Regions from separate parts of the Homo sapiens genome. Here regions 1, 2, 4, 5, 6 and 7 are each linked to region 3. A link is a loop called in an ENCODE intact Hi-C map of the cell type or tissue named here. Cell type or tissue: HCT116. All regions are shown on one strand. Region 1 overlaps CFAP43 (cilia and flagella associated protein 43). Region 2 overlaps CFAP58-DT (CFAP58 divergent transcript). Region 3 overlaps STN1 (STN1 subunit of CST complex). Region 4 overlaps COL17A1 (collagen type XVII alpha 1 chain). Region 5 overlaps GSTO2 (glutathione S-transferase omega 2). Region 6 overlaps LOC105378464 (a long non-coding RNA gene). Region 7 overlaps COL17A1 (collagen type XVII alpha 1 chain).

What was found. Peaks named below come from ENCODE experiments on the same cell type or tissue, not always from the same donor. Only the 100,000 strongest peaks of a DNase experiment are listed, where the experiment ranks them.
Region 1: it touches region 3 in a loop (9-fold over the local background); 82 of 110 quality-filtered maps call a loop at or near these places.
Region 2: it touches region 3 in a loop (5-fold over the local background); 8 of 110 quality-filtered maps call a loop at or near these places.
Region 4: it touches region 3 in a loop (6-fold over the local background); 28 of 110 quality-filtered maps call a loop at or near these places.
Region 5: a loop joins it to region 3, with 7 times the contacts of the local background. A loop is called at or near these places in 5 of 110 quality-filtered maps.
Region 6: a loop joins it to region 3, with 8 times the contacts of the local background. A loop is called at or near these places in 2 of 110 quality-filtered maps.
Region 7: a loop joins it to region 3, with 10 times the contacts of the local background. A loop is called at or near these places in 20 of 110 quality-filtered maps.

The regions. Positions count from the first base shown.
Region 1 is chr10:104,207,822-104,211,821 of GRCh38, forward strand. CFAP43 (cilia and flagella associated protein 43) reads right to left here. Exons shown (of 38, transcript NM_025145.7): 6 at 1-3. Among named protein-coding and RNA genes, the nearest start is that of MIR609, 9.1 kb to the right of the region's middle. In HCT116, a CTCF peak has its summit at 1,961; a DNase peak (open chromatin) is centred at 1,960.
Region 2 is chr10:104,348,342-104,352,341 of GRCh38, forward strand. It overlaps CFAP58-DT (CFAP58 divergent transcript), which reads right to left. Exons shown (of 2, transcript NR_108036.1): 2 at 2,960-3,586. It also overlaps a transcript of CFAP58 not described here. Among named protein-coding and RNA genes, the nearest start is that of CFAP58-DT, 3.2 kb to the right of the region's middle. RefSeq lists enhancers at 1,142-2,066, 1,537-1,656, 2,887-2,946, 3,705-3,754, 3,775-3,884. In HCT116, a CTCF peak has its summit at 2,020 (motif pointing left); a DNase peak (open chromatin) is centred at 2,000; H3K4me3 peaks cover 381 bases.
Region 3 is chr10:103,885,998-103,889,997 of GRCh38, forward strand. STN1 (STN1 subunit of CST complex) reads right to left here. Exons shown (of 10, transcript NM_024928.5): 9 at 3,075-3,147. Among named protein-coding and RNA genes, the nearest start is that of STN1, 30 kb to the right of the region's middle. In HCT116, a CTCF peak has its summit at 2,488; DNase peaks (open chromatin) are centred at 2,244 and 2,504; H3K27ac peaks cover 1,576 bases.
Region 4 is chr10:104,034,503-104,038,502 of GRCh38, forward strand. COL17A1 (collagen type XVII alpha 1 chain) reads right to left here. Exons shown (of 56, transcript NM_000494.4): 45 at 3,904-4,000; 46 at 3,134-3,271; 47 at 2,543-2,611; 48 at 1,990-2,130; 49 at 972-1,061; 50 at 761-871; 51 at 119-265. Among named protein-coding and RNA genes, the nearest start is that of MIR936, 12 kb to the right of the region's middle. In HCT116, no CTCF peak of the experiment used is centred here; no DNase peak of the experiment used is centred here.
Region 5 is chr10:104,272,961-104,276,960 of GRCh38, forward strand. GSTO2 (glutathione S-transferase omega 2) reads left to right here. Exons shown (of 7, transcript NM_183239.2): 2 at 1,725-1,989; 3 at 2,266-2,374. The coding sequence starts at 1,956. Among named protein-coding and RNA genes, the nearest start is that of GSTO2, 5.8 kb to the left of the region's middle. In HCT116, a CTCF peak has its summit at 1,893; a DNase peak (open chromatin) is centred at 1,931; H3K4me3 peaks cover 2,129 bases; H3K27ac peaks cover 1,448 bases.
Region 6 is chr10:104,621,127-104,625,126 of GRCh38, forward strand. It overlaps LOC105378464 (a long non-coding RNA gene), which reads left to right. Exons shown (of 8, transcript XR_007062285.1): 8 at 3,472-3,666. Among named protein-coding and RNA genes, the nearest start is that of SORCS3, 18 kb to the right of the region's middle. In HCT116, a CTCF peak has its summit at 1,699 (motif pointing left); a DNase peak (open chromatin) is centred at 1,675; H3K27me3 peaks cover 2,266 bases.
Region 7 is chr10:104,079,421-104,083,420 of GRCh38, forward strand. COL17A1 (collagen type XVII alpha 1 chain) reads right to left here. Exons shown (of 56, transcript NM_000494.4): 2 at 1,202-1,264. The coding sequence starts at 1,253. Among named protein-coding and RNA genes, the nearest start is that of COL17A1, 4.5 kb to the right of the region's middle. In HCT116, a CTCF peak has its summit at 1,526 (motif pointing left); a DNase peak (open chromatin) is centred at 1,521.

The DNA of each region.
Region 1 (4,000 bases), 320 kb after region 3:
CGGCTTCAGGGAGAGAATAAAACCTTGTGTTAAGAAAACAATCACGGCTAAAAGCCTGAGAAATACTCACCAGAACAACTGACAAAAAGGAACCATACTTAACCCCATAGACGCAGAAAACATAGGAACATTGAGCATTCATCATAATAATTTTTTTTAAGGACAGACTGACTTTAATTTATTATTTGTACCTTTCATGCCCTCATAGCCTTAGATAGTTAGAAAATAAATAGTTGGGTAACAATCTGGTCACCCAGTGGATCAAGAAAAAGGCAAACCACCTTTCCCACTCCAAAAAATTAAACTGCTGCTGAATAGTGACACTTCTGTGGTGTCTGATTGAGATTTGACTCATAAGGAAGAGAGTTATTCACCGTTATCACCATTATTGAAAAGTTTCCTGAGTTTTTTTTATGACATCTAACCTTAAACTATAAATCACAAAGACAGACTTAACTGAAATGACAATAGGATCAAAATCTTAAACAAAACAACAACAAAACACCATGTCTCTCATTTGCACAATACCAGTGAATCTGTGTGTATAAAACAAAATGTGAAGATTAAAATTTGAAATTTTCTGGCCTTGGTATGTTAAACTAGTATTGTATGTGGCTTTTTTTTCTTTAAGACAAACCTGGGCTTGTCTTCCTATTACTTTTTCATCAATAAATATATTTGATGACATTTAAAAATGAATGTGAGTATATGGATTATGTAAGCAGAAACAATAGTTTATAATTCTGAGATATTTAAAAATAAAGGGTACCAGTAGTGTTTAGAAATGTTTGTTGATAATATCATCTCCTTTTTCAGTCCTCTAGAATCAGAAATCATTTTGATCACATGATGACAAAACATGAAAAATTGCAGTCCAATTTAATCCTGCTTTAGAAAATGTAAAAATCCATATATATTTCAAAATATTTGAGTCTCTAAAAGAGATTCCTATTTAGCAACATCTGTTTGAAAAAATTAAAAAGGTAGATGGAAAATAGAAATTAGACACTTGAGATTAAGTTCATGATCTTGGATCCAATTTCTGCCCAGATAACATCTGCCTTTGATTTCCCCCATGCTACGACTTAAAACTGGATACATTTCTAACGCCCTAAATAAGTTGTGTAATGTGACTCAGGGCTATTTAAAGTCCTGTAATGTACCCTTCTGGCATTAGCTATGAATAGATAATGGGATTATTTGATGTTTGTAATTTTTTAAAAGTCCACAACTTATCCATTTTTAAGACCTTATACAGATCGAGTCATTATTGATTCCCTTGCCATTGGTACCCAGGTCACAAGAAATGACATTGAAGGAGGGAATAGAATCAAGACATTTGAGATCTATTTTTGGTTATGCTTTCACTCATTGTACAGACATTAATTAATGTTTTAAACATTTTCCTCACTTTATTTTGCTACAAAATGAAAAAGTAAACTACTGGGAAAATGTCTAACTTAAATACAAAATATATGGCTTTATTAATAATCCATGAATGATTTAGGGTTGTCAAACTATAATATTACATTTCTGCTTTCAGAAAAATTTAAAATACACTGAGTGCACAAGTCCTAGGAAATAAAGATGTCTGCCCAGACAATATATCCACATAGCAAAACTGCAGGCGTACCCCTTAAATTTATACAAATAAAAAAGGTTTTAAAATAAAGATGTCTATTATGAGCATTTTAAAATAATAACTCCACATTTGAGTATTTAAAGAAGGCATTTCATAGCATTTCTCAAATGACAAGGACAATTGCCTGAATTTTAAATGTTTTATGCAGAGTTCGTTATGTTTGTACAAAATGTGAAATATAAGGGCTCCTACACATATTTTCTGCCCAGAAAAACCCAATTTGAGAGAGTAGAAATTTAGGGGCTCTGGCACCAAATACTAAACATAGAAAAATTTGAGTTGCAAACCTTGATGGCTGATCTCTTTGTTCTTCCTTTGCTGCCCCACTGTGGCTGAATGCAGTTATATCTCCAAGGCTGAGACCTGTGCTATAAAAGGAACTACAGTATCCACAGGGGATGGGTTCCAGGACCCCCCACTGATACCAAAATCTGTGGATGCTCCAGTTCCTTACATAAAATGGCATAGTATTTCCATATAACCTACATACATCCCCCTGTAAATTTTTTCTTTATTTTTAATTATTTTATTTTATTTTTTCTCCCATATACTTTTAAGTCATCTCTAGGTTACTTATAATACCTAATACAATGTAAATGTTTTATAAATAGTTGTTATACTATATTGTTTAGGAAATAACGAGAAGAAATAAAAGTGTGTATATATTCAGTACAGATGCAACCATACAACTTTTTTCTGAATATTTTTGATCTGCAGTGGGTTGAATACACAGAAGTGGAACCCACGAATGCAGGAGATTGACTATAATCTCTTTCCATAATTTAAAAAGGTGAATCATTGACATTCATTAGAGGAAATATTAAGGGCATGTAACCCTTTCTCTTGCTTGCCACAGAGATTTTTGAATGAACTAATCTTCACACTGAATTATTTTTATTTTAGTTTAGCTTAGTTTAGTTTTTGAGACGGAGTCTCGCTGTCACCCAGGCTGGAGTGCAATGGTGCAATCTTGGCTCACTGCAACCTCCGCCTCCCGGCTTCAAGTGATTCTCCCACCTCAGCCTCCCGAGTAGCTGGGATTGCAGGCATCTGCCATCATGCCCAGCTAATTTTTAACACAAGGGTAAAGCATAGCAGGTTCAAGAGGGCCAAAAAAGTGGAGCTTCTCCCTTCATCCCAAAGGTCTTGCAGGTGCTGCCCTCTGTTCCCTGCCTGTCTCTTGAATAGCACCCCACACCTCACTTCCACTTCATTTATCATGCTCCAGCCATATGCATCTTTTCTCAGTTCCTTACACATACCAAGTTCTCTTTTTCCCTTAGGGCCTTGCACATGCAGGTCCTTCCACGTGAAACACTCTTTTTTTTTTTTTTTTTTTTTTTTTGAGACGGAGTCTCGCTCTGTCGCCCAGGCTGGAGTGCAGTGGCGTGATCTCGACTCACTGCAAGTTCTGCCTCCCGGGTTCTCACCATTCTCCTGCCTCAGCCTCCCAAGTAGCTGGGATTACAGGCGTCCGCCACCATGCCCGGCTAATTTTTTTGTATTTTTAGTAGAGACGGGGTTTCACTGTGTTAACCAGGATGATCTCGATCTCCTGACCTCGTGATCCACCCGTCTCGGCCTCCCAAAGGAAACACTCTTTATCCTGCTTGTAACATGAGTAATGCCTCCTTGTCCTTCAAATCTTAGCTTAAGTGTCATCTCCCCAGAGGCCTTCCTTAACCAGCCCATCCCATCCTTGCTGCCCTGTCTCCATTTATTCTGTTGTAATAATTACCACATTTTGTAATGATTCAATATATCATTGCAAAATGTGATAATTATTACAAAAGAACAATACTCTTTACTTTTGTTGTTGTAGTTCTGTCTCCCTGACAAGAATGTAAGCTCCATGAGAATTACATGGAGCCTGCTTGGCCACCATGCGAATCCCATTGCTTAAAACAGTGTCTGCTCCATAGAAGAAACTTGATAAATCTCTGTTGAATGAATGAATGAATGAATGGGTGTGTAACACCTGGCAAACTCCCTTTTGAAACTTTCTTCTGCTGTTTCCTACGGCCTTGTTCCTCCCTCCCGGGTTTGCTCCTACTTCTGTGACTGCGCCTTCTCAGAATTCCTTTCGCCCCTGAGTTCAGCAGTCAGCTGGCTCTGGCTCTCTTTTCTTCCCTTGCACCCTTTCTCTCTTTGCTCATCACATCCCCTCAGTGCTCCCACCGTCCTATCTGTGAGAATGACACTGACAGTCCCACCTCTCCTCCCTAACACTAGGTCCACTTTCCCAACTTCTGCCCAGCATCTCCACCTAGGTGTCTTCCCTGCACCCCAAATTGAGTATGCCCAAAATGGAAATCACACCTGGGCCCCCTGTCTCTGTTAGCAATGCCGTCATCATCC
Region 2 (4,000 bases), 460 kb after region 3:
TATCTTCACTGGGTACTATTGAAGAGGTGAACACTGGGTATAAATACTGTTCTTATTACTGTGTTACAGCACGCACCTGAGAAGTTCTAAGAGGCGATTCTATCCAGGTTTAAATAAGGAGCTTTGCAGAGGTAGTATATCTCATGATCATGTATTTGAGATATCTGGCAGAAAAAATGGGTGTGTTCTTGACTGTCCCTAGTCCTTGAGTTTGGAGGCACTTCTCTTCTATCCTTCCAAGGCTCTCTGCTATTCACCCATGCCCTCTTGTCAACTTTAGTGTCCACAAGTACCTGATAGGGACCTCACCCTGCCTAAAGCAGGATTTTTGGATTCTTGCCTTGGTTTCTGCCCAGTGCTGTTCCCCATACTTGAGATTCTTTTAACTTCCTTCCGTGTCTCTAACTCATACATATCATTTAAGGTCAAGTTCAAGAGCCATGTCTACCATGTACCTTTCTTTAAGATGTCATGGTTCACTGGGCTTCCTTACTTTAGAACTCATTCAGTAGTGATTCACTGAACAGTTACTTATACAGCAGAGTGCTGGCTGGTTATGTTAGTTCGCTAGGGCTGTTATAACAAAATACCACAGACTGGGTGGCTTAGAAAACAAAAATTGAGGCCAGGTGTGGTGGCTCACACCTGTAATCCCAGCATTTTGGGAGGCCACGGCAGAAGGATCACTTGAGGTCAGGAGTTTGAGACCAGCCTGGCTAACACGTTGAAACTCTGTCTCTAACAAAAATATAAAAAATTAGCTGGGTGTGGTGGTGTGCACCTGTAGTCCCAGCTACTCTGGAGGCTGAGGCAGGAGAATCGCTTGAACCTGGGAGGCGGAGGTTGCAGTGAGCCGAGATTGTGCCACTGCACTCCAGCCTGGGCAACAGAGTGAGATTCCGTCTCAAACGCCTCCACACCAAAACAAAACAAAACAAAACAAAACAAACAAAAAAATTGATTTCCTCACAGTTATGGAGGTTAGAAGTCCAAGATCAAAGTGTCAGCAGGTTTGAATTCTTCTGAAGCCCCTCTCTTTGTTGTGCAGATAGTCTCCTTTTCACTGTCATTCCTCTCTGTGCACACATCACATACCTCGTGTCTCTTTGTGTGACCAATTTTCCTCTTCTTGTAAGGATACCAGTCTGATCGGCCTTATTTTAACTTAATCACCTCTTTAAAGGCTCTATCTCCAAATACCATCACATTCTGAAGTAGGGGGCATCTGGACATTAACTTATGAATTTTGGAGGGACACAATTCAGCCCCTAACACCAGTGGAGACAGGGGTGAAGAAGACGTGCATCATCTTAGAGCTCCTGTAGTTTGACGGTGTGGTAGGGAACACAGGTATTAAGCAACTATTTACATGACTAGGCCATTAGTTACCACTGTGGGATGATGCAAGAAGTAGAATACACAATGCTGGAAAAGGTAGTCTGGGGAAGTGAGACTGAAAGTAATGTGAAGAAGTGAGATCTGAAAGAAGATTGGATGGGAGCCAGCCAGCTGAAGAGAGAAAGAGAGAGAGTCAAGTATTCCAGACAGGAAGATCAGCATTTGTGAATTCCAGGCAGTGGGAAAGAGCATGGCTACCCAGGGAATTGAAAGAACCAGTGTAACAAGGAGTGAGTGATGGGAGCTGGCACCAGAAAGTCGAAAGGGCCAGATTACACAGGACCTTATTTACTGACATCCTCATTTCAGTGCTTACTATATCCTGTCTCGGACTGTTGTCAGAAAATCTTTTAAGGGGAGTGTTGGCGTGCACAATTTGCTTCTCCTGATGCTCCTCAAGGGAGAAGATCGTGTCTTCAACTCCTTTTGTATTCTCTCTCCACAGTATGCAACATAGGGCTGGACATATAGTAGGTGCTCAAGAAATAAATTAAGTGGATATAATGAGAAATGAGATGAATAGAAGCACTCATTTGTCTAAATTAGGGGCTGACGCGATCTTGTTGGGTGTGTTTCTCCTAGAGGCTCTGAAAGGTGAGGACTTTGATACTATAATGCCACCTAGTGATTCTTGTTATTACAACAACACAGGGGAGCAGGGTGGTGACTAGTCTTCTGTAATCCAGAAAATTGGAAATCAAACATTTTGTTTCATCAGCATAAATTGATATGTCCGACCACCCATCCTTTCATCCATTCATCCATCTGTGTTGATGCCCCCTGCATCTCTTTCCTATGAGCTGAACATGTCACGCGCCTTTCTACCTCCTTGTGGTTCTTTGATTGCTCAGTCATATTTGGGTCTTTTTGTCCTCCTATAAGTAAGGTCTCAGATACCAGTATCTAGATTCTCTGAGCTCCCATTGTGCTTTCTGTTAAAATGGCATATACTAAATGATACCATCTTATTGCATTAGAATTAACTGTAGATGTTCCCTTCTGTCTTTCCCCTAATACAGATTGTGAATGCAAAGGGCAGTGACTCTGCCATAGTCACCTTGGTGCTTCCTGTGGGCAGCCTTGTGCCTACCATGCAGTACGTTCCTTAAAAAATTGTTTACTGGATTGAACTGCTGTCACCTATGCAGGGCACCTACTTATGAAAGCTCTTTTAGGAGATCCCTTGGACATGGGAAGACACACAGCCCTGCACTTGACATCAGTGCAACGTATGGGTGACCAGGGCCCTCTAGGTCTTTATTTTTGTTATATACTTTCAGAAATGTTATGGAGTTTCTCTGGATCATGGCAATCCTACAAACCGATGGTCCCAATGTGTAATCAGGTTTCCTGTGAACACACAAAGCAGCCTGAGCTGGGTTGCCTGTCCCATTTCAAGCTCATTTCTATTAGCTTGGCTTACAGTGTGGTTCAGCCTGCCTCTCCAGTTCATCTGCCACCTCTCCAGCAACCTCCATGCACATTATGACTCAGCCACATTTCCCTCTTTTTGTCCACCAGATATACAGTGTCAGGTCATGAATGAGATGTCACTGCACAGTTGCCAGTTTTCCTTGCATTTATTCATCAACCCAACACAGTTCTCATAAACTTGACAAACTTACTCTAAACATTATAAGGGAGGATAAAGGCCCGTGGATAGACAAAGCAATCTTAACACAGAAGAATTTGGAATGGGGAACTTGCCCTTCAAGCATGATGACTAACTAAAAACCCACAGTGACAAAACCTTGTGGTACTGACACATGAACAAACCAGAGAGCTCAGAACATACTCATGTCTATTTGGAAACTTCCCCAAACCAATTTGGAAAGAATGGATTGTTTGACATGGGTTGTTGGAAAATTTGCTCACCCCATGGAGAAAAATATAGTTAGATCCCTATCTCACACCATATGGGAAGGAGAACTCCAGATGGATTAGATAACTGAATGTAAAAAAGTAAAACTATGAAGCTAATGGATAGAAAAAAATGATGGGAGAATACCTTTATGACCGTGGGGTTAAGGAGGTCTAAATAATACCAAAAAACTATATAAAAAATATAGGGAAAAAAAGAGCTAAAGAGCCACAGTATCAAAGTTAAGGACTATTGTTCCCTTAAAGACATAAAGGCAGAGTTTCTAGTCTTCTAAAGCAGATTGATGTCCAGGCTTCTCAAAGATATCTGTAAATCAAAAGAAAAAGAAAAAAGATCAATAGAAAAATAGACACAGACACTGAAAAGGCAGTTCACAGAAGGGAATCTCAAGTAGCCTATGAATGTATAAAGAAATGGTCAAAAAATTCACTAGTAGTTAGAGAAGTGAAAATGAAAGCAAAAAATGAGCTTACACTACTTTCATCATATTGACAGAAATTAGAAAATTAGCTAATTAGATGAGTCAATATTTGCAAAGCACTTAGAATAGTATCTGGTATTTACTAAACACTTTATGAGTGTTTAATAAAAAAGACCTATCACCTTCTGGAAGGGATGGATGGAAGTGTTGGATGGAAACCCCACACTGGAGTGCAGCGTAGGGCAGTAACTCTGGTACACAATCTTAAAGTGCTTGGTAAGTACCCAGGGCTTGTACTA
Region 3 (4,000 bases):
TAAAGATACATTTCAGATATAACCTACTACTATAACTACAAAAGGTTAAACTTCTTTAAGTCTTTTTTAAAAGTTTGTCTTAAGTTTAAAAAAAAAATCCTCCAGTATAAGTAGTGTTATATGGTACTCAGTTTCTACCAAAAGCAGCAGTTCTCTCCAGCTCTGGGATAGTAAAAAATGAACCTGAGCTAAATACATGGGAGATTTTTGAAAAGCTAATGGTATAAAGTAACATTTAGTGAAAGGCTGCCATTTTGGAACTCATCAAATGTTAATTTTCTTCGGTGTGAAATGATTTGGTGATCAAATAGGAGAATTTCTGCATGCTTAGCAAATACAAACTGAAGTTTTTAGTCAATCTAGGTGAAGGGTATATCGGTGTTTATTGTACCAGTCTTTTAATTTTTTTTTTTTTGATAAATTGGAATATTTTCAGAGTAAAAAGTTAGAGATAAAAAGACATGTTCAACATAGAGCTCTTTTGGATAATTTGCCATTGTTGTACCCATACTGAAAGCCAAAATCCAGATTTTGTCAACTTTACTCCAACAATAATACAGCAAAATCCACATACAGATTCTATCTGAAACTGCCTCCTTCCAGATCAATATTAAACCAAGTAGAGGGTGAGCCTTCAGGCCTGCAGGCTAGAGAATTAGGGGTTACCACTTGTGCCATTAGGAAAGAGAACTTCATTTTTATTTAATACTTTTTGGATCATAATTATGCACTGAGTACTCTTCTAACTTTCTAAATGCCAATTCATTTACTTCTTATAAAAACCCATCTTGTAGGTACTATTATTATCCCCACTTTGCATTTAAAGAACCCAAGGCACTTGCCCAACATTACACAGCTAGCAAGTGGCAAAGCCGGGATTCAAACCTAGGCAAGGTGGCTCCAGAGCACAGCTCCTCACAATGCCGCCACATTGCCCATCTTCAGAGAACAAGTATCAATCCTTCAGGGACCTAAGACAGGCTTGATGTTCATAGTCCTTTCATTATTGAAGGGTTAGCCTTTGTGAGACACTCATAAATGACTTCAAGTCCTTCTACCAATCATCCTGACAAGGAAAAACTCCAGGCTATATTCTGTTTGAAAGGCTAGAAAGGAACTAAAGGCCCAGTAGGTATGGTTAGACTGAGGGTCGGATATTTACCTATACATGTAACAGCATGCTGTCCAGCTAATGAAAAGACGTAGGCACTTTCATGTGTACTGTTGACCTCTAGAAGGCAATGTTAGATCTAAAATACAAGGTGTAGGACAATGTATATCGTCGGCTAAACTTCACTTGTGTTTTCTGTCAAGGATAAATAATATGATATGTTTGTAAGTGCATATCTGTATAGTTTATCCCTGATAGAAAACACATATCCAACAGGATATGCAAGTAACTAATAACAACCACTGCCTTTGGAGAGGGGAACACAGAAGCTGGGGCTCAGTGCTGGGAGGGAGTCTGGCTTTTTGGAGTGGATTTTTGCACTGCTTGGCTTTTCATGAGGGGCATACGTTACTATTCTGAATTGCTATGTTATAACATTATGAAGCGGGGTGGTCACAGCAGGTTCCAACACAGTCCTTATAACATCTTTTATCAGCATTCTCAGTAGCTCAGGCTTCAGAATTCAGCTCCTGGGAGTGTAGTAGTGCCAGGTGATTGGCTAGTGGCTTTTAGAGGCTCCCATTCACAGACTGAGTGGCAGGGCCTGTCCACTTGATGAGCTGTGGGTAGATGTAGATGTTAAACCTGCTACTTTCAGGACACTTCAGAGAGCCAAGTCCAAATGAAATGTGAATTCTTTTCATGTGCTTTACTAGCCCTAGGGTTCAATCCATTCTATTCCTAATGCAGATGAAAATAAGAACCTGGCCAGGAGGCCTGCGAATAGGGTGACTGCAGAGATGTTATCTTGGGAGCATCTTCTCATCCCTTCTTGGCTGAGGAATCCCACATTGCACTGCTCTCAAAAGCTCCTTCAATTGTGGACAGATGGGCTTTTCCCTCAACTAAAGGATATTTGCTTTTATTGTTCTGAATGAAGTGAACAAAGTCCATTCACTTGCACTGAAATAATATATTGCTTTGAGTTTATTTTAAGAGCTGCTGTCACACCACTCTGGGATCCGACCTCATGGTTTCTTAAAGGCTAACTAGGGCTGTCTACCATAAACACCAGTGCTGGAAACCTGGCCCAGCTTCACCCACTGACTCAACCTGGCACAGGTCCAGGCCCCAGGGATGTATGGGCCGAAGGACTGGAGGTGGAGTTCACTGGCAGATCAGGGACCTGGGGTCATTAACAAACTTTTCCAACACTTCTTATTATAGTATGTGTTTGCAAAAGCTAGACTTTGAAAAGTCGCCTTTAAGACCGGTCAGTTTACATAGGATTTAAAGATAGACTAATGCTTCCTTCTCTAACTAGTGTGGAAATGGTATTGTTCCTTGTCAGAGTAGCTACAGTTTCAGTGTCTAACCACTAGGGGCTGAACTAACTCTACCAAAACTATTTTCTAAACCATGTCTTTTGCAAATTAACAGTTTCCAAGATGACTGAATTACACCGTTCATAAACAGTCATGTCTAGAACCATCCCTTCCAACACTGAAAGGCTTTGATGTTAGAATAGAGGGAAATGTCAGGTTTGTGTTCAAAGAAGGGGGGCAAGCATGAAATAGGAAATAACACAAATCAGAGAGAACATGAGAAGCAGAATGACATCAAAACGTCCTAGTGTGGTGACCTCACTGTATCAGAATTCCTTGTCTAGCCCCCACCTCATCCTCTATGGAAACAAAATCCCCAGGGTAGAATCTGGGCTCTGAATGTTCAGAGGGCTCCAAGGTTGAATCTTATGTACAGCCAAGATCACAACAACTGTGCTAGCCCAACACTCCTTTAGAGAGGAGATGGAGGCTCAGGGAGGGCAGGTACTTTGACTATCACCTTTCCAAGTCACTACTGGGAAAAGTCCCGGGTCTCCTGACTCTCCATCCAGTGCTCCCCGGGAGACAGTATCCCCTTCCAGGGCACCAGGGCATCACTTGTACATTATACCACTTACGATTTGGTTTCTGGCAGTCCTGCTGAATGATCCGGTGGATCTTTCTGTGCAGGTCTTTGTCTTCTCTGGTTACCTAAATAGGAAAAATAGTTGAGAGAGAGAGTGTTCTTAGGTAACACAGCAGTTGTGTCATCCAGACTTCCAAATTAGTATTCAGGATAGTTTCTAAAGATTACATAATAATCATCTTCCCTACACCATTAATGTGGTGTTTGATACTTGGCCTAGTGTCAAACCAGTTCTGCCCAGAGGACACGTCCTTGGGAGTTGGTTCATTGGGGCAATGAGGTTAAAACAAAAAAAAAGCTGGAATTGCATACTTTTAAGGGACAACTTTCTTCTTCAACACTCATAACACATTTTTGTTATTTGTTGTTATAGTTTTGAGCGAGGCACAGTGATCAAGGCCTCCAATCTCCACCCCATGACTCCTTCTTCTGGGCCCTGACACCTGTCTTGTGTTGCATCAGTTTTCTTGCTTCTCCCAACCACAAGGAAAAATAAAAGGAGAAAAAAAAAAAAAAAACCCTGCAAGGACAGGCTAGCATGAGAGTAAAGCTAGCCTATCCACTGAAACACATTCTGCTCTCAAAGGTAGACATAACTTAGTCTTTTTCTTTTTCCTTTTTTTTTTTTTTTTTTTTTTTTGAGACGGAATCTCACTCTTATCGCCCAGGCTGGAGTGCAGTGGCACGATCTTAGCTCACTGCAACCTCCGCCTCCCAGGTTCAAGTGATTCTCCCGCCTCAGCCTCCCGAGTAGCTGGGATTACAAGCGTGCACCACCACGTCCAGCTAATTTTTGTATTTTTAGTAGAGATGAGGGTTTCACCATGTTGACCAGGCTGGTCTCGAATGCCTGACCTCAAGTGATTCCACCCGACTTGGCCTCCCAAAGTGCTGGGATTATAGGCGTGAGCCACCGCA
Region 4 (4,000 bases), 150 kb after region 3:
ACCCCACCAGTGGCTCTCGTGTGGCCTTCCTGTCCCTTTAAGTGCCTCCCTGCCCCACTTACAGGGAAAAGCAAGGCCTGCGGGGTGCCTGGTGGGGCATCACCGTCGGGGCACCTACTTGTGAGGTAGCTGATCAGCTCGCTCCGGAAGCTGTCGCTGTTTTCAGCTGCATAGGTTGCCAGGGCTCCTGAGACACCCGGGGGCCCTCGAGGCCCTGGGGGACCAGGAGGTCCTGGAGGGCCTGGGATGAATGACAAGCCGGCAGCTGGGCAGAAGGAAGAGAAAGAAAGGTCGGGGTAGTGCTGCGGAGGAAGCTGAATTCCCAGCCTGTGCTCGGGGCGCTGTGGGCCCCACCTGAAAGGAGGGGATGAGGCTGGGCCTCCCGGGTGATGGGAGGAGAGAAAAGCAGGAGGCCAGAGCCTGCTGTTTCCTGACATCATCCAGGAATGGCTGTTCCCGTCAGGCTCTCCCACTCCCAATTCTGAGCCTCATTCAACTCAGCCCTCCAGTCACTGAGAGGTGGAGCCCCAGGTCGGCCCTAATCACACACCGGGCTGCGCCTGGGAAAGCCATCTCTCCCCACCTCTGTCCCTGCCACGGCTGAAGGCCCCTTGCCAGCACATGTGGCGCTCTCCAGGGCCCTGCACCCAGCACTGTACAGGCTCCAGGAGCACTTAGACTGCCCTTGCTAAAGCCCATGGGAGCCCCCAAGGCCCGGCTGCATCCCCTGCCCTCCCCATCCCACTCCACAGTGCCCTACTATGTAAGTAAGACGAGAGGTCCTCCACGCTGATGCTGGACCACACATTGCCTGGGATCCCTGGTGGACCCGGGGGACCTGGGGGTCCAACGATGCCTCTGAATTCAGACCCTGAGACACCAAGGGAGGGCACGGAGTCAGTCCTGGCCTGGGCCAAGGGACTCTGCTTCCTCCCCAACCAGTTGGACAGATGTCCCCTGCTGGGCCTTACCTCGCAGCAAGGAGAGGAGCTCCTCATAGGAGGTTCCCGGCAAGCCAGGGGGCCCCGGGGGACCAGGAAGCCCAATGCTGATCCCAGAACCTAGGGAGGTGATGGATTCAGATCAGGCAGGGGGAGGCAGATGGAAACACCTGTCAGAGAGGAGGTCGGATACAGAAGAGGTTTGGACAGAAGTGGGGTCCAAGAAAGAAAAGAGATGGTGGCAGGAAGAGAGGCAGAGAGGAGGAGCCCAAAGGAGGAACGGAGGGGCCCACGGGGCCGGAGAAGCAGGTCCAGTGTGCCTGTGTGCTTCATTCTGTGTGTGTGTGTGTATGAGTATGTGTGTATGGGAGTGAGTGTGTGTGTGTATGGGAGTGTATCGGAGTGTGCGTATGGGAGTGTATGGGAGTGTGCGTGAGTACTGGAGTGTATGGGAGCGTGTGTATGGGAGTGTGTATGAGTGTGTGTGTATGGGAGTGTATGGGAGTGTGAGTACAGGAGTATGGGAGTGTGTTTATGGGAATGCGTGTGTGTATGCATATGTGAGTGTGTATGGGTGTGTCTGAGTATGGAAGTGTGTGTATAGGAGTGTGTGTATGGGAGTATGTGTATGGGAGTGTGTATGGGAGTGTGTGTGTATGGGAGTGTGTGTGTATGGGAGTGTGTGTATATGTGTGTGTATGGGTGTATGGGAGTGTGAGTATGGGTGTGTGTGTATGGAAGTGAGTGTGTGTGTGTATGGGAGTGTGAGTATGGGTGTGTGTGTATGGGAGTGTGTGTGAGAGAGAGAGAGTTGTATGTAGACTCCACACGAGACAGTGCCTGAGACCCCCGTTTTGGCTTTCCTTGCCATGCTTCTTGACCTGCTCCAGGCTCACAGGTTTGAACGGCTCTGAGCACTGCTCATTGCTGGGGTTGGTGCAGTCTGGCAGGTGGGGGTCAGTGGGGCAATCACAGGGAAGTTCACGCTGCGAGTCCTCATCCCAGTCATCCCAGGCCCTTCCCAACCACCCCTCCTGCAGACACTTACTCGACATGTAGCTGAGAATGCGACTACTCAGCTCTGCATAGTCCAAAGACAGGAGGGACCCATCTCCACTGGCTCCTGGTGGCCCTGGCGGACCCCGAGGGCCCATCAAGTACTGACGTAGGTACTGACGCACGTCATCCCCTGGAGAGGAGAGGATGCACTAGCAGGACCCACCCAGGCCATGGGGGTCGCAGCCATGATCCAGCCACAGCCTGGGCTCCCCTGCACAAACTGGCTCCTGCGTGACATTTGTGAGTTCTGGGTCCGCAGGACCACGGTGTTCAGGGGGGACACCAGCAAGCTGCCAGGTTCCCAAAGGGACACCTGCCAGCTTGTCTGGCATGGGGGCTTGGGAGGACATTTCCTGCCCCCTTTCCAGCCGGTTTGCTGACTCAGCAAGCAGATCAGAGCAGTAAGTGGCTCTTTGTCCAAAGGACTCTGCCTCCCTCTTGCAGCCCTTCCAAGGCTCAGACGAGGACAAGGTTTGCATGACGAGTGAGGCCAGGAGAAAGCAAAGATAGTCCCACCCTCGATCCCCCCACAGGTGACTCACGCTGCAGCACAGCCAGAATGTCTTCAGAAGAGATGGAGGACGAGAACAAGCTGACACCGTACCCCGAAGCTGTCGGGAAGAAAACCTCAGGTTACCTGCTTAGCAGGTACTGAAGCAACACCCTCACTATTCCAGAATCTGAAAGGCCCGGTCACCGAGCTGTTTGTCTTTGGGGGAAGTGGATGAATGGAGTATTACGAGGCTATTTTGAAAGCATAACAAAGTCAAATACTGTTGTTGGGATTTTTTTTTTTTTTGTAAGAAAGGAAGTTTATTTTTGAGAACATGCTTTAGCCTAATGCCTGCCAGATGCTGCCAACCTTCATGCACAGGTGGGAAGAACCTATAATTAGGAACACATTAGTCAATTGCCGGAAGGCTCACTCGGTGTCTCTCCAGCGTGGCCGCCCTGAATCTGGACAGACCCTTGTTGACACTGTATCCCAGTGGCCCGATTATTATGAATTCGGAATTAAAACTCATGTTCCAGAGAAGGGCAAAGCAAACAGCAAACGAGGAGATGAGGCTCTGGGAGCAAAAGCAGACCCACAGGAGGAAGGTGCCAGGTGCAGGGCGTGGGGAAGGGCTTACTCCGTAAGTAGCTCACAACGTGGCTTGCCAGCTCTGAGTAGTCGAAAGTCTCGCCTGTGATGGTGGTGACAGGTCCTGGGGGACCAGGTGGGCCTGGGGGACCCTGAACTCCGGATAGGTAAGATCTAATACTGTCACCTGCCGACCAAGGAACAAAGCAAAGTCAAGCCTGTCCCAAGAGGACATGTTCTCCCCACGGAGGTGACCTGAAGCACATGATAACATGCCTGCCCCGCCCCACACATGGGCCCAAGGCTGGGCCAGGAGGGAGCCTAGACTTCCCCTCACTGTCCTTCCCCTAAATTACAGATGGAGAAACTGAGGCAGAGGCCTGAGCTGGGTCAAGTGGCCCATGAGGGCTGTGGGCCAGCAAGACTCCAGCCAGCCACCCATTTGACAAATGAGCACATGCAAGGTGTGGTGTGAAAGCATGTGCGTGTAGGGGATGAGCACGTGCGCCAGCCTCCTCCCCAGGGTGTGGGCGAGGTGAGGCTGTGTCGGGGGCAGCTATGAGAAGGCTGGTGTTGGGGAGCTCATAGGCCTGTAGGCCTGGCTCTGCAGGGGGAAGACCTGGGCCTGGACACATAGACACACATACACACACACACACACACACACACACACACACACACACACACACACACACTCCCACTGCCCTACATCGTCCCATGTCTCTTAGCCTCATTTCTGTGATGATACCACAGCTCCCTTGCAAAGAGACTGTATCTCCATGTTCTTGTCCCCACGGCTTGCGGCGGCCAGCTACTCACTCTGCATGTACTCAGAGATGTACTGCTGAATCTCCTGGCCAGAGCTGCTGATAGAGCCCGGAGGCCCAGGGGGCCCAGGGGGCCCTGGCGGGCCTGA
Region 5 (4,000 bases), 390 kb after region 3:
CCAAATATATATTAGTAATAATTTATTTTGATTTTGAGATTTTGCAACCCTCTTATGGCCTTTTTTAGGCTATGGATATATTTTTCTCAACTATCTTGAAATCTGCTTTTTTTATATGAGGGATGCATGTGTATGCCCAGAAGTCATCTTACCTACCAGGAGCTCTAAGATGACATGGTTGTGTTTCTTGCTTCTATTTTACCATCCAATTTGTCCTTCTTGATCAGAATTAGCTCCAAAGTAGTAGAAGTTACTCTGTTACTTTCTCTGTCTTCTTAAATGAAAAGTTGTCAGCGTAGCAAGCCGGGAACCAATATGTCTTCTCCAACACCAGATTTCTTGCTGACATATATGCATTTTATTTTCAGAGAACATTTATTCAAACATTTTTGCCATTCCCTGATTCTTATAAAATGTTAATACTTTCCATATTATTATCTAAGCTTATTTCACATGAAATCATTGAATGACAGCAAAAAATGTAGTTGAGTCACTATTCTGAAGATTTGCAAAGATTCTTATTCACTAGCAAAAAATGTTAACACTATTATTAACCAAGAAGTTCTGGATAGACTGGAATTCCAAAGGCCAAACAGTACCCAGTTATAAGCTACATAATTAGGCTCTGTCATTTTAATAAAAGATATTTAGATTCAAGTATTATTTGTTGAGCAGCCATTACGTGCTATATCTTTTCCTGGACTTAAAATCCTTTCCTCCTAACACTATTACCAGTTTTAAAGGTCAAGACAACGAGTCAAGCTTTGGACTTTTAAAGTTCTTCAACCCTACTAGCTGGTCACTTTGGGCAAATAATTTCATTTTTCTGAAGCTGTTTTCTGTTTTGAAAAGTAGAAATAATATGAGTTGCCTGACTGAGCAATTGTAGGAATCAAGGTAATCTATGGAAATAATTTAGTCAGTATGAGTGAGACACAGAAAATATTTTTCTTTCCTTCATGATCTGTTAATCCTACAAAATGCATTTACAAGCAATTCCCACATCAGCTCAATTCTGGAAAATTTAAGGAATTATTTTTTTACCTGCTGAAATTCAGGATCTCAGCTTATCAGCATCAGAGCCAAAGCCACGTCTATTATCTCACGTAAACAGAAAAGCTGTGCAAGTCGCCCCTATATGGCTGGGCTGTTGGCAATGTATCCTTGGCAACTAGTAAGAGTGTTCTCAAAAATTTATGCTGGGGAACGGGGGAAGCTCACAAATTGTTCTTTGCCTCCAGGTATCTTAATTTTATTCATTGCCAGTTTTTCAGAGCTTGGGTAAAATCTCACAAGTAGGGCCAGGACTGGGATGAGGCAACTGAGGTGTCTAGGGTGCAAAATGTGAGTTGTCTAGACACCAAAGTTGTCTAGGTGTCTAGGAGGCACTCACTCTCTGGGGTATGTGAGATTTCAACACCAATGACTTTTTCTTTCCTAGTTGCTGTATCATGAGAATGTTTGGCCTTATTATTTTTTAAAGCTGTACTTACTTACCAAAGAGTGGCCAGTTTAGTGATGCAAGAGATTCAGAATGGGAAAAAAAAAGTCAGCTTTACCCTAGTCAGTTTTGATTAAACTCCTTTGAAATCCATGTTGGAGTTTAAATGCCCATTCTTGAGGGATTCTTGATGTAGAGGAGGCCCCTCCAAAGCTTTAAGCACATGTCCAGAGCAAGGGGGAGCTTTTCTGGTGTTATTTTGTCTTGTTTTGTTTTTTGCCAGCTCCTACTCTCGGGCTTCCAAATCTGGGGCGATGTCTCCCCAGGTTAAATTACCCTAGCTCCTGCTCCAGATCGCTTCCCCGTGCCCCGCCAGAGCCCAGTAGTTCAAAAATTAAATTTGGGGCAAGGGGTGCGCGCCAGAGCGCAGCTGTTTCTGGAGCCTGCGGCAGCGGTGGCGAGCCACAGGGCGGCGACCGTGAGCTCCGGGAGCTGCGCAAACCACCTGGAGACCATGTCTGGGGATGCGACCAGGACCCTGGGGAAAGGTGAGTGCTCTCCATGGGGTCCGCGAGCTGGGGGCGCCGCGTGACAGAAAATGTTGGCTTCGGCGGAGCTGCCTGGCCTTGGCCTGCAGACCGGCGGGGCAGGAAGGGACTTGGAGGGCTCTCCTGAAGAAAAGCCACATGCAGCACTGCCCTCTCTGGGACTTGGGAGTTGGAGCTCCCACAGCCATCTTGGGATCTGGGCAAGTGAGCGAGCTCCTTCCTCACCGGGCTGACTAGCCTCTCCTTTCCCTGTCCCCCTCCATCGCTGCTCTGCAGGAAGCCAGCCCCCAGGGCCAGTCCCGGAGGGGCTGATCCGCATCTACAGCATGAGGTTCTGCCCCTATTCTCACAGGACCCGCCTCGTCCTCAAGGCCAAAGACATCAGGTGAGAAGCGGGAACCCAGAGCCCCCGAGCAAACCCAGCGCCTCACAGGAGCCCGGGAATGTTTAACATCTGGGGCGCCCTGCTCAGCTTTTACAAGGGGCTCCCTGTCCCTTTTTTCGGAGGCAAAGTCAACAAATAGCAAAGGGCGAGCTTTTTTTTAGCGGGCCCTACTGAAATGCGGAGCCCTTTTCCGAGTCACGCCTATGCATGAAACTTCTAGCCCAGCGCAGAGTAATGTGAATGATGGGGCTGGTGAACTGGTTCCCTCCCAGAATGTTTAAGGGCACAGCCAACACTACTGAGGCCTTACCTGACTGCTCCACAGAGGTAGTTCCCCCACCACACCCCAGGCATCTTAGGTCACTGTTTCCTTTCTTTATTGAACTTACTGCATCCAGCATTTTCTTATTTGTTCATCCATCTCCCCTCCCCAGTCCCCTTCACCCATGTGCGTTCTCGAGGGTAGGAACTCTGTCTCTTTTATTCATGAGCTAGGAGAGAGCCTGTCACATAGTGGATGCTCAAAAAACATCTGTTAAATGAATGAACAAATCTTTCCAAACAATGAAATAGAAGGAATTGCTATCAAGAGGTGTCTGGAAGTTTTCAAGACACCTTGAAAACTTGAGAAATGGGTACAGATGCTTCCAAAAGGAAGTTTGCAAAACCAGCTCCTGCAGGTCTGGATTTGGAGGGCAGAGCAGCTTTGCTGGGATGTGGACTGCATAATGCAGCTGGCCTCCAAGCTAGAGTGTTGAGAATATGTCACTCCAGGCTCCCGACTCTTGTCTCGGAGAGTCCATCACAAGGGGGTGACTTCAGAGTTTCAGACTCATGTCAGAGAGATACAAAGACTAATACAGAGATGTTTTAAATAAAATTATGTAAATCTGCCTTGTTGAGTATATAGGGCCTGTATTTCCACATTCTTCCCTTTTGCTCAAATTAAGCTGACCTTAAGGTTACCTGTTTTTTGAGGAAAATAACAACAACTGGATGTTTTGCCCATTTGGTGATAAATTATCAGCTTAGGAGCTGATGTATTTCCTTAGGTCAGCGTTTCTCAAACTTGGCACTGTTGACAGTTTAGGCCAGATAATTCTTTGTTGGAGAGGTGGGATAGAAGCTGTCCTGTCCATCACTGGATGTTTAGCAGTATCCTTGGTCTCTACCCATTCAATGACAGTAGAGTCCCCCTTCCCTATGCACTACCTTCAGTTGTGACAACAAAACCATGTCTCCAGACATAGTGATATGTCCCTTGGGAAGGAGGCCAAAAATCACTTCTAGTCGAGACCCATTGCTTTAGGTTGAGACCCACTGCTTTAGGTCTTGCTATGTGGCCTATGCTGGTCTCGAAATCTTGGGCTCAAGCAATCCTCCCACCCTGGCCTCTCAAAGTGCTGAGATTACAGGTGTGAGCCACCTCATCCAGCCTCTGCTGTAGGTTTAAGACAATCTCCTAGACTAAGCAATGAACGTTCCCATTTGTTTCCTTTCATGTTTTTAAACATACGTTCATGCTTCTGGTAACTATATAGTTATCTAAATAATAATTGTATTATGTGAACATTAAATAATAATAGTATTATTTGAACATCTAATAATTAGAAGAAGAATTAAAAA
Region 6 (4,000 bases), 740 kb after region 3:
CAATGGAAAGCTTGTATAAAATGTAGCATGTAGATGTAAGAGCTAATGGAAAGCTTGTATAAAATGTAGCATGTAGATGTAAGAGCTAATTATGCTCAATTCCAAACATGCAGAATTCAAGAAACAAATATGTGAGTTTATAAAATGGAACAATTAGGGAGTGATGTAAGTGCTGAACAAAAGAAGGAACTGCAGAATTCAATGAATTCTAAAGACCCTTAGCTGCACCAACTGCCAGTCCATTTGTAGATTACCGATGGCTTGTCACAAAGACCGTGAGGAAGGCTGAGAAACTAAGCATTGGGGACCATGCTAAGTTGAAAATGAGTCAGAAATGAAGTGACATCGCCTCTAGAATGATAAGGCAAATCAGTAAGAAATGGAATCCAACTGACAAAAATTCAGCTTTTTGTACAACAATGGTATTTATTGAGAGCTTACAACTTGACAGAGGTATTTCTAAGTGCTTATGTGGATTCCTTATTTAATCCTTACCACAACCTATAATGTTGGTTCTATGATTACCTCAACCTGACAGATACACAAATCTTCAGGGATGCACCTGCTACAGAAAATGAAAGTCACTTAATTCTTAAAGGAGCCCCTTTATAGACTAGGAGAGAGCCTAGATCCACCAAAGGCTTACATGTGGAAGAGGCTTACTTAAATCCTGGGAGAAATTGGATTTAGTTGTGTTCATCGATTCTAATGAATCTAACAACTATTTACACAGGGTCTTCTACTCTGTACCAGAAACTTGGTTTGCTGTTGAAGATATAATGGTAAACAAAAATAGATATAATCAGTTCTGGGAAGATGGAATAGATATACTTTTCTTTACTCCTTCTGCTGTGTACAATAAACCCCCTGGACATTGTCTATAAAACAAACATAAAAGGACTCTGAAAAATGGAAAGAAGGCAGATTTTCTAGGGACCTTAAGACCCAAGGAAATGACACAGTGGTGTCATTAGAGGTGTCTTAGAGATGAAGAAACCAGTGACCAAGAAATGCCAATGGGTGCAGACAATACAATTCCTGCTGTCTGTAGCCAAAGGACCAGGAAAGAGGCAGCCTAACAAGACAGGGGACTTTCAGACACTAATGGCTCTACTCTAGCCAAACACCACAGAAAAAACTGTGGCTACCCCCAACCCCCATACTTGCAATGGCTACATGGGAGGCTAGACCTCCACCCTCTTGAGGCTGTAAGGAGGTGCTGCACTCCCCTGCAGGAATGGTGTCAGAGAGGACCAGGTAGAAAGCTGAGACTTTCATCTGCTCCAGGTGGTGATGAGGCATCCATGCCTGCAGTGTCAGTAGAAAGCTCCTGTACTCCCACCCAGCAATAATGAAGCCACCCTGTGCATCCCTGCTGGGGTGGTGTCAGAGGAGGCCTGGTGGAGAGTCAGGACTTTCACACCTGCCCAGTGGTAATGAAACCAACGCCCCCCACCACTTTCTACCCGTTTGCGTCAGTGCCCCCCCAGCCCCCACTTTCTACCCATTTGTGTCAGTGGAGGCCAGTTGGGAAGCAGTAATGAGCACCTTTCTACCCCTCCCAGCCAGAAAGGTATGAATGGAGGTTTGGTGGGGACAGAGGACTCTCACCTCTGTCCAGCTCCACCTACCTAGGTGCCAATGGACGCCCAGGAGGCAATGTGGACATATACCCCCACCTGGTGGTAACAAGGTGACACGCTCTCCTTCCCCTGCCAGAGCTGAACAGAAGTCAGCTGAAACAGAAGGCTCAAATAAGATCCAGCATCTTATATACTAAATATATCCAGGTTTTAACCAGAACCCATTTGACACACTAAGAGCCAGGAAGATACCTAATCAAATGCAAAAAGACAATTAATAGATGCCAACACCGAGAAGACAGAGATGTTAGAAATACCTGATGAAGAGTTTTAAGCAGTTATTGTAAAAATACTTCAAAGAGTAATTACAAATGTGCTTGAAACAAATGAAAATATAGAAAGTTCAAGCAAGAAAATTGAAGATATAAAGAAGAGCCAAATGGAAGTTTTAGACATGAAAAACATAATCACTGAAAATAAAAATCTCAAAGGATATATTCAACAGCAAAACAGAGGGACAGAGGAAAGATTAATTGAACTTGCAGGTTGAAAAGTAGAAATTACCCAATTTGAACAACAGAGAGAAAGTACACTGAAAACAATAAAGAGAACAGTCTCAGTGCTTGTGGGATTGTAACAAATGATCTAGTATAAATGTTCTAGGAGTCCCAGAAGAACAGAAGACAAAGGACAGGAATGGAAAAGTACTTGGAAAAATAATGGCTGAAACCTTCCCAAATTTTGCAAACCACATACCTACAAAAAAGAAAGACAGGGGTAACTATCTGAAGTGAGGAATATGTTAATTAGTTTAAGGTGAATTTATATATATACACACATATATATTAAATCATCATGTTATACACCTTAAATGTATACAGTCTTTGTCAAATATACTTCAAGTTGAAAAATTAGTTTAAAAAAGACATACTTATGTATTCAAGAAGCTGTGTGAATAATACAAATCATCTCCCCCAAAATCTATAAATCTCCAAAATAGAATAATCTCTCCAAAAATCTATAGCAAGGCATGTCACAAGCAAACTTTTGAAAACTTAACACAGAAGATCTCCTTTTTTTTTGTTTGTTTTTGTTTTGAAGAGACAGAGTCTCACTCTGTTGCCCAGGTTGGAGTACAGTGATGTGATCATAGCTCACTGTAACCTCAAACTCTTGGGCTCAAGCCATCCTCCTGCCCCAGCCTCCTGAGTAGCAAGGACCACAGGCACACACAACTACACCCAGCTGATTTTTTTTTTTTTTTTTTTTGCAGAGACAGGATCTCACTGCTGGTCTTGAACTCCTGGATGCAAGTAATCTTCCCAACTTGGCCTCCCAAAGTGCTGGGATTATAGCCATGAGCCACCGCACCTGGCCAGAAATATCTTTAAAGCAGGAAGAAGGAAATGATGCATTACCTATAAGAAGAAATGATTACCTATAGAAGAAAATGATTCAAATGCAACTGATTTCTCATTGTCTGCACATAAGAAACCAGCAAAATGTATTTCAAGTGCTGAATATAAAGAAATGCCAAGCTAGAATTCCATCATCAATAAAAATATCCTTCAAGAACGAAGGGGATAAGCCAGGCACAAAAATACAACTACTGCATATTCTCACTTATATGTGGAATCTAAAATAATAGGAATAGAGAGCAGAATGATAGTTACCAGAGTCTGGGGTTTGGGAATATGGGAAGATATTGGTTAAAACATACAATGGTTCAGTTAGGAGGAATAAATAGTAAGTATTTGAGGTGATGAATATATTAATTTGCTTAACTCAATCATTCCATATTGTATACATACATCATAGCATCACTTTGTACTTCATAAATATATACAATTATCATTTGTCAATATTCAATTAAAAACAGAATGAACAGAATGAAGAGGACATGGAGGCATTTTCAGATGAAGAGAAACTAACAGGATTTTTCAGCAGACTTACTCTAAATGAATGGCTACAGGAAATACTATAAAAATAAAGGAAATGATAAAAGAAGAAACTTTGTAACATCAAGAAAGAAGGAAGAACCACCAGTAAACAAAAATATGGGTAAATAAAATAAAATTTTTTTTAACTTCTTTAGTTTTCTCTATTATCTTTGATGGTTGAAACAAAAATTGTAACACTATCTGATGTGGTTCTAAACGTATGCACAGGAAATACTCAAGATAACTATATCATAAGTCGGGGAGGGTAAAAGAACATAAAGGAAAGTAAGGTTTCTGTACTTTACTCAAACTGGTAAATGAAAAACTGGCAGGCTGTGATAAATTACATGCATTTAATGCGATACCTAGAGCAACCACTAAAAAAAAAAAAAAGCTATGCAAAGAGATACATTCAAATGCTATGGAAAAATAAAAATGAAATTTAAAAAATGTTCAAGAAAGCCACAGGGAGGTAAG
Region 7 (4,000 bases), 190 kb after region 3:
TACGTGTGGGGAAGGTGGTGAAAGGAGAAAAGAGTAAAGGAAGATGGTGCAGGATCATTTTGTGCTACTTTCAGCTGTGCCGCTGACACCTGCTCCATCCCACATGACTCTCATTCACACTGTCCTTCTTCATACTGCATTTTGCTAATTAGTTTGGTTGTCCTAGCAAGAAGATGCGGTTATGGACATGCCAGAAACAGTACTTAATGCATAAAAGGAAATGTTGGCTGGGCGCAGTGGCTCACGCCTGTAATCCCAACACTTTGGGAGGCCGAGGCGGGCAGATCACGAGGTCAGGAGTTTGAGACCAGCCTGGCCAACATAGTGAAACCCCGTCTCTACTAAAAACACAAAAAATTAGCTGGGTGTGGTGGTGGGCACCTGTAATCCCAGCTGCTCGGGAGGCTGAGACAGGAGAATGGCTTGAACCTGGGAGGTGGAGGTTGCAGTGAGCCAAGATTACGCCACTGCACTCCAGCCTGGGCAACAGAGCAAGACTCCGTCTCAAAAAAAAAAAAAAAGGAAATGTTTTTGTAGAGTGCAGTGGCAGCTTGATTTGAATAATAGTCCTTCAGCTTTCATTGTATAGAACCTCTCATTGTATAGACCTTTGGGATTCTTTGACACATAAAAGTGAATTATTTCCTAACTAAAACTTTCAAGTCTATGGAGCCAGAATTTTTTTTTTATTGGAGATATATGAAAGTCACAGAATAAGTGAAAGAGTTTCCTGACTTAGAGTTGGTAGGAGGAGAGTTTAAATGTTTCTGAATTTATTATTTGGGCAGTTCCACAAAATAAATTTATTTGTTTTCAATTTTCAGCGTAGAGGTCAACTATGATACAATAACTAGGATGTTATTCGTTTAGATTTCTGTTGCCCTGTACCCCTAAATTTGGAAATGATAAAATAAACTATGGTGAATTCATTTAGCAGAATCCTATCCCATCATTAAAAATGAGGGTTATAAATACTGTACATGGAAATGACAACCTTCATCATTCAAGAAAAAGCAGGATATCTTTTGACATAAAAATCAACAAGAGCTGTCTTATGAGAAGGATTAAAGTCCATTTAGGAACACACTTAAACATGATACAGTGGTTGTGGTAGAATTATTAATGAATTACTTATTCTGTTTCCAAATTTTTATTACTTTCATAATAAAACACATAAATTAAAAAATTCTGATGCTCTTACTTCTCTCAGTGACTTCAGTTCCATCTCGTTTGTTTTTCTTGGTTACATCCATACCATAGCCACCTGCAGGAAAAATCAGAAACCATGATAGTCATACTTATCATTGTTTTTAGTAATTATAGGTCCCCACTGTTGAAGCTGATAACCAAAAACATGATTTCAAGAATTTAAACCATAATTCTTTCACGTGAATATTTTTTATGAGTCATTCCCATTTCTTGTAACAGGTATAATAGAGGTTAATTTAATTGTTCCACTTTGGATTCTATTTCTTTGTGCTGGGATCTTGTTTTTCAGTGTCTAGTTGATCAGCCTGCCCCCTGCTGAGCATCAAGAGGCTTACATAGCAGATCAGGTGTCCTGACCTTTGTTTGACTATAAAACCTCCATTCTTTTCCATGGTAATAAATAGCTGAAGGGGATCTGTCAAGGTACTTAGTGCTATCAACTAATTCATTTTAATGTCTCCCATAATGTTCAATGTTCTTTATGGAACTCTATGCATATGAGACATTCATGCTTCATTATTTAAGAGTCTGGAGGTAAGAATGGCACTTGATGGATTTAAATCAGGATAAAAATAATTATATTTGTCGTACTTGTATGGAACTTTACTCTTCTCAAAGTATGAAACATTCACTATAATCGGCTCTCATGTGCTTATCTGCAGACATAAGTATGAAAAACAGTTCAAGAAAGCCTGTAAAATCTATAGAAGCATGTAGGAAAATACATATTTGTATTTTTTATATTCTCCCTTCATTCTTACTCTGCTTCTGAAAAAGAAAACCAGTGCAATCTTGTCCACTGTGTCCCTCAGCATGGATGGTATGAGGCAGGGCTGTTGCCAAACGGTGGTGGGGATGAAAGCTCAAGTCTTAAACACACAGGAATGCACAGCAAGGGTCCCGTCCCAACTGGGCTCTTCTCTTCTTGCTGTGCTGCCTGGCCCCAGGTTCTGAAAGGACCTGAAATCTGACTTACCCTGTGGTTCTCTCCCTTCCTCTAACTTTCTCTTCCTTCTAGTTTATTTTTTGGTTGTAGTTGGAACTGGGTTCTAGAATGCTGAGGCACACTGCTTTTGCCAGGTGCCCCTTGCTTGAAGAGCTCTCCTTCCAGTCTCTGCCTAGTGCCTTCAGGCTCGACTTACCCAGTAGGCAAAGTGGGCACAGTGCCTAGGCCCACAGCACATTTTGGGGCTCACAAAATGTTTACTTTTAACATCAGAAGGAAAAATAATCAGAATCTAATCAGGATTATGTCCTTCTTTATACCAGTGCAGTTGTAAAATAGAATTTTAAAAAGTTTTTTGATGGAGGAAGGGGCCTACAAAGGCAAAAGTGTCTAGGGACCGTGAAAGTCATACTGTGGCTCTGGGTGACTTCCCTGATGGAAACCAAGACCAAATGAGACCAGCTGATCAACGATCTGGTGGAGTAACCAAGATTCGTACACTTAGCTTCAGGCCCTAGTAAATGTGCCAACTTCTTGCTCGTTGGTGTTTTTCAAACACAGCTCGAGGCAAGGAATGAGGCACAATGGAAAAAATCCTAGCTGGATCTGAGAAGCCAAAGAATGTCTTTATAGGTATGTTTCCTGGAGCCCAGAGGAGGGGCTTCATACACAGTTTAACAAAGGAGTCTAGCCTCATTACAAGGACAAATCTGACCAGTGAATCTGTCTGCATTCCAGCTATAACCTATATGACTTATGTCATGCAAACCTACGTGCAACTGGACACCTTTGCAATCCTTTGTTTAAGCATCAGTTTGATACCTCTGAAAGCCTTCTCTGACTTTCTTTTAAAAAAATAGGTAATAAGCTGTGGATCAGGAGGCATTTGGGGAGATTAAACCTTTAAATGCGCCTGGCAGTCAGTGGGGAGGTGACTAGCTTTCTAGGATGGTACCTGAACTGATATGAAATATTATCCTGAAATGAACTGTTTATAACAATCCACGGAAACTTTTACTTCCTACAAGTTATTGCTTACTTTGATCTTTCAGTGAAAGTTGCTGCTGACAGCTATACATTTGGGATTGGCCGGAAGGGTTCGACTTGCAGCCATTTAGGCAGATGGATCATGACTCTGTTTGCTAAGAATACAGTCTCCAGGCAGCAAACCTGGAAAGTTTTGCTTGTTCTTTCTTTATCCAAAACATAGCAGGCATTTCTAGGCCCTCCATCTTTTCCCTGAATCCCAATGACAAAGCCTTGACTTCTGCAGTAAAATGCTAAGGATTCCCCAACTTCCAGAGGGCACGAAGTGATGACCTACTTAGAAATCAGATGCCCTCCTTCAGGGCCTGGGAGCTCCTCATTGGAAGGTACTTTGTGGATATAACCTGCTCTAGGCAGGTACAGGTAGATGCCTCTCTCTCAATCTGAAGCCACCCCAATGTCTGTGTGTTCCACAGCCAATCTGAGGTGCCAGGTACGTGTTGGGAGACTGATTCCTTTAAACGAAATATAAGAGGAAACTTTCTATAAGTGAGTTATATTAAATGGAGAGTGATGGCGTGGGGCACAAGCCTGGACTAGGATCTTCCCATGGGACCTACAGTATATTCCCAGGACTTCTTTTTTACACATTTTAAGTGCTGATAGTTTTTAAAAGTGTAACGTTAGGAAAAGGAACGTTTCCTGCCCAGGTACATGCCTGAGCCTGCCTATCCTAGCAGGATTCACCAGTGTGTTCGTCTTCCAAAAGTCCTACTTAATGGAAGCACTGTCAAATAACATAATTTTTAACTTCTCAGATATTTGGGCCACTTCACTAGAACTAAGGATGAGCAGATC